2 separate regions of the Homo sapiens genome follow, and region 2 is linked to region 1. A link is a loop called in an ENCODE intact Hi-C map of the cell type or tissue named here. Cell type or tissue: PC-3. All regions are shown on one strand.

Region 1 (4,000 bases):
CATTCCTCGCCTCCCAAATAGATGGGATTACAGGCGCCTGCCACCAAGCTGGGCTAATTTTTGTATTTTTAGTAGAGACAGGGTCTCACCATGTTGGCCAGGCTGGTCTCAAACTCTTGACCTCAAGTGATCCATTGTGTAGGAATTTTATGTATAAAGGAGCAGTGTTCTCACAGTCCTATAATGTGCCACCTCCCTGCCCCAGCTCCATACTGCTTCACCACTGCCAAGGAACTGGAAGGCAGGGCTTATGCCTACAATACAATGTCAAATGGAATGACAGACAGACTTGTACTGGAGAAGTTCTGTTTGGTCACCTGTAGTTTAAAAAGAAAAAAAAAAAAAGCCAGTTCAGGAATCATTGCTCCTCTACCAAGCTTCCCTCCCTTCCCTTCCCCTCCCCTCCCCTCCCCTCCCCTCTCCTCCTCTCCCCTTCCCTCCCCTCACCTCCTCTTCTTCTTTTTTTCTTTTTTTTTTTCTTTTTGAGATGGAGTTTTCCTGTTGTTGCCCAGGCTGGAGTGCAGTGGCATGATCTGGGCTCACTGCAGCCTCTGCCTCCAGAGTTCAAGCAATTCTCCTGCCTCAGCCTCCCTAGTAGCTGGGATTACAGGTGTCCACCACCATGCCCAGCTAATTTTTTGTATTTTTAGTAGTGACGAGGGTTTCACCATGTTGGCCAGGCTGGTCTCGAACTCCTGACCTCAGGTGATCCACCGACTCGGCATCCCAAAGTGCTGAGATTACAGGCATGAGCCACCACATCCGGCCCAAGCCTTTCTTACTTCCTTTGCTCCTTTCACTCCTAAAAGGTGAAGGAAGTGTAAACTTTTTTCTAAAAATAACAAAAAAAATTGTAAGAGTTTATTTGTATATTTAAAGTGGCCTAGTTACCTTTGCTAATGCTCTAATTTTTTAAATTATTTCATTTTAATTTATTCTATTTTATTTCACTCTGTCTTGCTCTAGAAAAGACTCACAAAGGCTCTAGTGTCTTGTAAAAGTCCAGAATAGCACAGATTTTTCTATTTGCTTGGAAATTTACAGATTTTTTAAACTGCTTTTAAATATTAAGAAGGTCTTTCTGCAGAGAGTAACAATGTGGAGTATTACGTAATTATTGTTCCAGTCCTCTAAAATGCTTTTTCAAATTGTACCTATTCAGTTCAGTTGATTAATTAAAAGTTAACAATCTCCTGTGTCAAATCTTCTAATAGATAGAAAATTAATCATTCCTTTTTATATTATATTTATCATGCTTTTTATTACAAAAGTAATATATTCATTGTAAATTTATCTAAAAATAAAGACAAGCACATTGCATTTAGTTACCCAAACTGGCATTGGGATTTTTCATGGATACTCCCAAATATTTTCTCATGCACGTCATATGTTTATGTTTCAATAAACTCAGGATCATATCACATGTACTAAATGGCAAACTGCTTTTTCTACCTCATCATGTATAAAGAACATTTCGGCATCATTAATTCTACAGCACGATTGTTAATAACTACATTGACTCTATCATAGAACTGGAGTGTGATTTATTTCAAATGTCCCACTGTTGAATATTTAGGTGGTTTATAGTGATTAAGCATTCAAAACAATATTGGAATACACATACGCATAACTTTCTTGCACATTTTGCCAAATTATTCTCCCAAATAATTTAAACATTTGTTCTTAACATTTGAGAGAATGAATCCCTTTGAGAATCTGATGGATTTTGCATCTCTTCTCAGGAAAGGGCAAATATGTTCAAATTTTTATGCATCTTCGGAGCCTTCCGACCAAAACAACCCCAGATTGAGAACGCAGTAGCATTTTATGTCCCTACAAACCATATGAACGCCCTTTTGCTCACACTATCCCTTTGTTTTCAAACTTTCTGCTGATTTGAGAGATGAAACAGTACATCAGTCTTTTCTTACTTTGTATTTTTGTATTGCTAATGAAATTTGAACACTTTTTCCAGAAGTTGATTGATCATGTATTTTTTGTACATTGCTTATTCAAGCCTTCTATCTAATATAATTCAGGTTTTAAATATTAAATTAAAAAATTTAACACAACACTGTAAGATCACATAATAGAGTGGAAACTTTCAATTCCTGGGCTTTCTCTGGGCTAAAGGCATGGTCTTTAATAAATGATCCAATCTGTCATGTCTCAATATTTCCACCAGAGGGCAATATTAGCCCATCTATTATTTCTCTGGCTTCTACAGCTCTCAAGATTTCAATTTACTTTTACTAGAAGAATCTTCCTGAAAAATACTTGCAATGATGATAAAGTTAAATACTTCATTATGCATGTAACACATTATTATATAAAAGTTACGTTGTTATAAATTTTCTATTTAATTTGTTTCAACACATGAAAATGTACAAATGGAATTTCAATAATTATAATCATTACTTCAAATGAAAACTATGCCTCTATTAGCATTCTTTATTATATCCATTTACTTAAATTATCATTATTTCTAGAATGATGTTCGCAGTATGATTTATAATAGAATCTTCATAAACCATTAGCATAAACAGGAAAAGCAATTGACTCCTGAAAAGCCATTCTTTAAAGACAACCAGATTAATTCCTGACTCTAATTATTTTGCGCCTTTGGCTTACCACATAACAAGATAAAACCTAATTTCTTCTTCCCATTCAATAAAGATATGCAGGGTATCCTTCTGAGTGCTAAGGATATTGTTGTGAAGAAAACAAAAATCCTTGACCTCAGGAAGTTTACTTGTTACAGGATTGGGACATGAAGGAGAGACAAATCCACGCATCCTATATACACATTGGAGTGTGGCAGGCTTGGGAGTGTTAGGAGGGAATAAAGCCCGGAAAAGGGATATAGCACACTGAGATACATGCGGAGACCATTTTAAGTGGAGTGGCCAAGGAGGCTTCACATGTGGATGACATCTAAGCAGACAGCTTAGGGAGATGAGAGTCACTTCAATCTGAAGAAAGACAAATCCAAGCAGGGAGGGGATGTCAGCTGCAAGAGCTGACTGGTGAGAAACAGCAAGGAAACCAGTGTGACTGAGACAAGTGAGCCAGGGGTTGGGGAGTGGGGAGGAACAAGAGGCCGGAGGGTGGAAGGCCTTGGCAGCCTCAGGCTTGGACTTTCACTCTGAATGAGATGGAGAAAAGTTGGCATTTTAAGCATAGGCAGGACATTTTCTGGATGCATAAGAAGAATCACTCTGCGGGAGGCTGAGGCAGGAGAATGGCGTGAACCCGCGAGGCAGAGCTTGCAGTGAGCCGAGATCGCGCCACTGCACTCCAGCCTGGGCGACAGAGCAAGAGACTCCATCTCAAAAAAAAAAAAAAAAAAAAAAAAAGAAGAATCATTCTGATTGCTCTTTCCACAACAGACTTTACAGGGACAAAGGTAGAGACAGAGAGACCAGTTAGTAAGCTACTGAAATTAACTAGATGAGAAACTATGGTGATTTGGACCAAGGTGATGGTGACAGAGAAAAGAGTTTGGGGGCAGATGACATGGGTGGTGCTGATGACCTAAAGAATAGGTAGTTGCCTATGGGAGACTGGCATTCAGAGAAGAGGTCTGGGTTGGAAATACAAAATTTGGAAGACATCAGAATCCATGTAGAGATAGAATGACAGCTCAACCCTGGAACATTCAATGTTTAGAAGTCAAGGGAAAGAGACACCAGCAATGAAAGCCAAGAAAGAGTGTTGAGTGAAGTAGGAGAAGACTCAGGAATAAAGTATCCAGAAGCCAGCTGCTCTGAAGAGCAGAAAGTGATCTATCATCAACAGCTGAGGACAAGGACTGACCCTTGACCTAAGCAGTGTGGAGCTCATGGTAACCTTATAAAGAGTGATTTCATGGAGCGGGAGGCCAGAAGCCTGATCAGACAAGATTACAGAGATGAAGAGTGATACTGGACACAGCAAGTATAATAGTGTTTTCAAGGAATTTTGACAGAAGGGAAGCCTAGAAATGATGCAACAGCTGGAG
Region 2 (4,000 bases), 200 kb after region 1:
TCATTTCTAACAGAATCAGACGCCAATATACTCCAAAGGCAATTAAAAAAAAAAAGCATAAGGACTGCTGAAATATAAACATTTACCCATAGCAGAATTTTTTTTTTAACAGTATAGGAAGTCTATCAACATCTAGAGACTCAGTATAAATGACGGAACTATCATAATTCGAGATGTACTGGGGGCAGAAAAAGTCTGAGAACCCCTAATGTAGAACAACATTGTCCAAAATAAAAGTTCAATAATCTTCCATGTCCAATGGTAGCCACTAGCCACATGTGGCAACATGGCTAGTACAAACGAGCAACCAAGTATTTAATTTTATTCCATTTAAATTAATTTAGGAAACTTCCAACTTAAACTGCTTGGGGTTTATGTTGACAGAGTGGAGCCAGCGGTACCACCTGGAAAGAAAGCAGTTCCTGACAGAGCTAACCAGGCTCTTCCAGAAGTGCTGGTTGTCCGGAGGGAAGTATAATGGTCAAACAACCCATTCCAAGAAAGGGTTCTGTGAAGGGCTTTGAGCCCTTAGACAAGTGTCTGTTAAAAGCTACTGATAGAACAAGGAAGATCAGCACTATGCTGAGCTCCAAAGACATTTTCAGATGGCTTATTCAAACCCACTGAGCTAACTGATGGACAAGGGAAGAGTAAAGCATCACAGGGAAGGGGGCCAAATTTCCTGCTTTCACTAACCACTGAATTCCTATTTTTCCTTTGGTTTTTACTTTTGGCCACAAAGCTAGTTTCTCCATAGTTACTGTTTTCCTGTGAGATTAGGGTCATTCTAGACAGAAGGACTACAATGTTTACAGGGTAGTTGTGGTAAGAAGCCAATTTATTTTAGATTTAGCTAATTGGTCTGTGCTGAACGATTCCAGGATTATCGTTTAAAAGTCTCTGTAGTAATCTCTTTGAAGAGCACTGTATCATTAAACCTATTTAACAGCAAAAAAAAAAAAGTTAATTTGAACTTAAATGCAAGAAATTAAAAATTGATAACTAAGATTTAAGATGTTCAAAATTTAAAAATTACTACATTATAATCTCCAATAAAAATCAGGAAGTCATCCGAGCTACTCGGGAGGCTGAGGCAGGGAATTGCTTGAACCCGGGAGGTGGAGGTTGCAGTGAGCCGAGATCACACTACTGCACTCCAGCCTGGGCAACAGAGCGAGATTCCGTCTCAAAAAAAAAAAGTAAGTAAAAAGTAAATTTAAATAGCCACACGTAGCTAATGGCTACATATTGGACAGTGCCGATCTAAAAGGATGTATGGTAAATATTTTAACCCTCTTAGAGCTTATATTTACTAGAACAAGCTTTATAACCAGAAACTAATTCGATTTTCTACAGAAATAAGACTTCTATTTTTTCCCATTTATGACAATATACGCTCTTTCCCACCCACCCTCAAGCGTTCTCCATAGTGAGTTTCCCGGGCTCACTGAAGATTTTCACATTTAAGGGGGAAGGAAGAAGTGTCGCACTCACATGTGTCCAGGGCTGCGGTCGGTGGATTCTGCCATATACTCCATCGTTCTGTATGCCTTAAGTTCTTTTAAAAAAAAAAAAAAAAAAAAAAAAAAAAAAGAGAATGTTGGGATTTAAATCACTTTACCTAGTCTCCTCTTTTTACGTCTTCCTCCAGTCTCTCTGAATAATTAATATATTCACAGAACTTCGAAAAAGCAGGAAAGAAGGAAACCCAACTCCACTGGGTAAGTTCGTTAAAAAGAACTTTAAGATGAGGACCATGGGATTTCCTGAGCTTCCCAGCTGCAAGACCCTCGGGCCACCCAGCTCTGCCGCTGACCTCCATCTCACCTGGGCTCCAACCCTGGACGACCAAGGGCGAGGTCAGCTCGGGATTGTGGACGCCCGGGCCCTCCCGCTCTCCACCAGCCCAGGGACCGCACCGGACCACCGCGCCTCAGACCCACGCCACAGGAGTCTCCGGACGGCGTCCCGGCGCCCGAGGGCCACCCACGCCGACCCCCAACCCCGGGGCGCGACCGCACACGGGTTCCGGGCACGCGGCGCTCACGCAGACTGAGCACGGCCCCGAGGCCGGGGAGCCCGCCCCATCCGCTACTCAGGGGCCCGCGGCCGACAGCCCAGGTCTCGGACTCCGGAACCTACTTCGCGCCTCCAGACCAGCCCTGGATTTGCTGAAAACCCGCAACAAAATAGACCCCGGCTGTCCCGTCAGCTGCCAACCTGGCTGTCTCCGCCACAGAGAAGATCTCGCGAGCGAAATGCTCGAAATCCCGCGGCCCGAGTGACGTATTAAAAGGGACGGGGTGGGGACGAGGAAAGGGGCGGCACCGACGGGCGGAAGGGTGATGGGAGCGGCCTGGTGGCTGGGAAAGCTCGCGGAGAGAAGTCCCAGGGGCTCATTTGCCGTCAGTGACTGCTTTTCAGTTATCGTCTCGATTTTCCCAGGCCAGGGTTTACTCCAAACCAACCTCGCCCGTATATTAGTCTCTTTTCAGCTATCCCGACTGTGAGCTTGCTTCTTGATTAAATGATTATTTTATATAAAAGTTATCTGTAAACGGTACCTTATGCAAAGAAACTCCATCCAGGGCAGTGCCTTTTGTCTGTTTGGTTCACCGTCATATACAGGCCTGATGCCTGCCACATGCTAACTGCTCAAATGATTATTTGTTGAAAGAATGAAATGTAAAGCATAATTATCTGTGAAGAAGTCTATGCGATTTTTAGACAAATTATTAATTATGTGCTTCCGGATAGTGCATTTAATATCTTCTTATGACTGATTTATCCCTCAAACTTGGAGCAGCACAGACCGTGTCTAATCTGTCTCATGACAGCCTTTCAAATATTTGAAGAGTACAACCATTTTTTTTTCTAAATCCTCTCATCCCAAATTTCAAGGAATAAGCAAAGGCGTTTTGTAGAGGGTGATCAGAGACAGCCTCTCATCATTTCTTGCCCAGAATACTTAAGTAGCCTCTCGTCTGTTGTCTCTACTTGTAGACTTCAATTCATCCTTCTGAAATGCAGTTCTGATTTTGTCACACTCCCCTGCTTTTAATCCTTCAGTGGCCTCTGATTACCTTCAGCATTATTTCCAGTTTCTTTGTGTGGAAAGAAGACCTTTCAGGATCTGATCTCCACATATCCTGTCCTACTCCCAAGCACACGTACTCGCAAGCCATGAAGACCAACTGGCAGGTCCTCACAGAAAATAGTCTTCCTTTGCTTCTACCCGGGACTCGGCACTAAAGATTAAGCCTGAATTAGTTTCCTAGTGCTGCTCTAACAAATTATCACTGATTTAGTTGGCTTAGAAAACACAAATTTGTTCTCTTCCAGTTCTGGAAGCTACAGGTCTAAATAGATGGTGAGGGCTGACTCTGGAGGCTCCAGGAGAAAATCCATTCCCTGGCCCTTTCCAACTTCTACACGCTGCCCACATTCCTTGGCTTGTGGTCCCACATCATTTTGCAGTCAGAGTCTCCTTTTCTCACCCCCACCCCCCCGCACCCCTCTTACAAGGACACTTGTGATTTCACTGGGCCCAACCAAATAATCCAGAATAATCTCTCCATCTCAAGAAATTTAATCACATCTGTAAAGTTCGTTTGCCATGTTAGGTAATATATTCACAGATTTCAGGGAATAGGACATCTTTGCAGAGCCATTATCCTGTCCACCATACATCCTCTCTTTTCTGACTCCTTCGGTCCCTAAGGGCCAGAGGAGTTACATGCTCCTTCTGTATATATGGTTCTATGATAACACCTTTATACGAGGTATATGCCTCTATAATAGTGCTTTGAATTGGATCATAAATTTTCTACTCTGCATGCCCAGCAGTTTCAAAACCCTGGAGAGCAATTCGGGTCTTGTTCTTCTTGGTGCACCTAGCACAGCAGCTGACACAAAACAGACCCTCAATATATATTGGTAAATTAATTATCCATTTAATACCCACCACAACTCTGAAGAGACAGTGTTTTTCTCCCCGTTT

Evidence for each region. Peaks named below come from ENCODE experiments on the same cell type or tissue, not always from the same donor. Only the 100,000 strongest peaks of a DNase experiment are listed, where the experiment ranks them.
Region 2: a loop joins it to region 1, with 3 times the contacts of the local background. A loop is called at or near these places in 8 of 110 quality-filtered maps.

What each region holds. Positions count from the first base shown.
Region 1 is chr3:161,422,298-161,426,297 of GRCh38, reverse strand. No RefSeq gene overlaps it. Among named protein-coding and RNA genes, the nearest start is that of LINC02067, 2.1 kb to the left of the region's middle. In PC-3, a CTCF peak has its summit at 2,177 (motif pointing right); a DNase peak (open chromatin) is centred at 2,187; H3K27ac peaks cover 1,686 bases.
Region 2 is chr3:161,219,552-161,223,551 of GRCh38, reverse strand. NMD3 (NMD3 ribosome export adaptor) reads right to left here and starts at 2,241. Exons shown (of 16, transcript NM_015938.5): 1 at 2,143-2,241; 2 at 1,495-1,558. The coding sequence starts at 1,538. It also overlaps the pseudogene SRP14P5. RefSeq lists a silencer at 1,879-2,078 and enhancers at 1,998-2,499, 2,559-2,668. In PC-3, no CTCF peak of the experiment used is centred here; a DNase peak (open chromatin) is centred at 2,291; H3K4me3 peaks cover 2,948 bases; H3K27ac peaks cover 1,498 bases.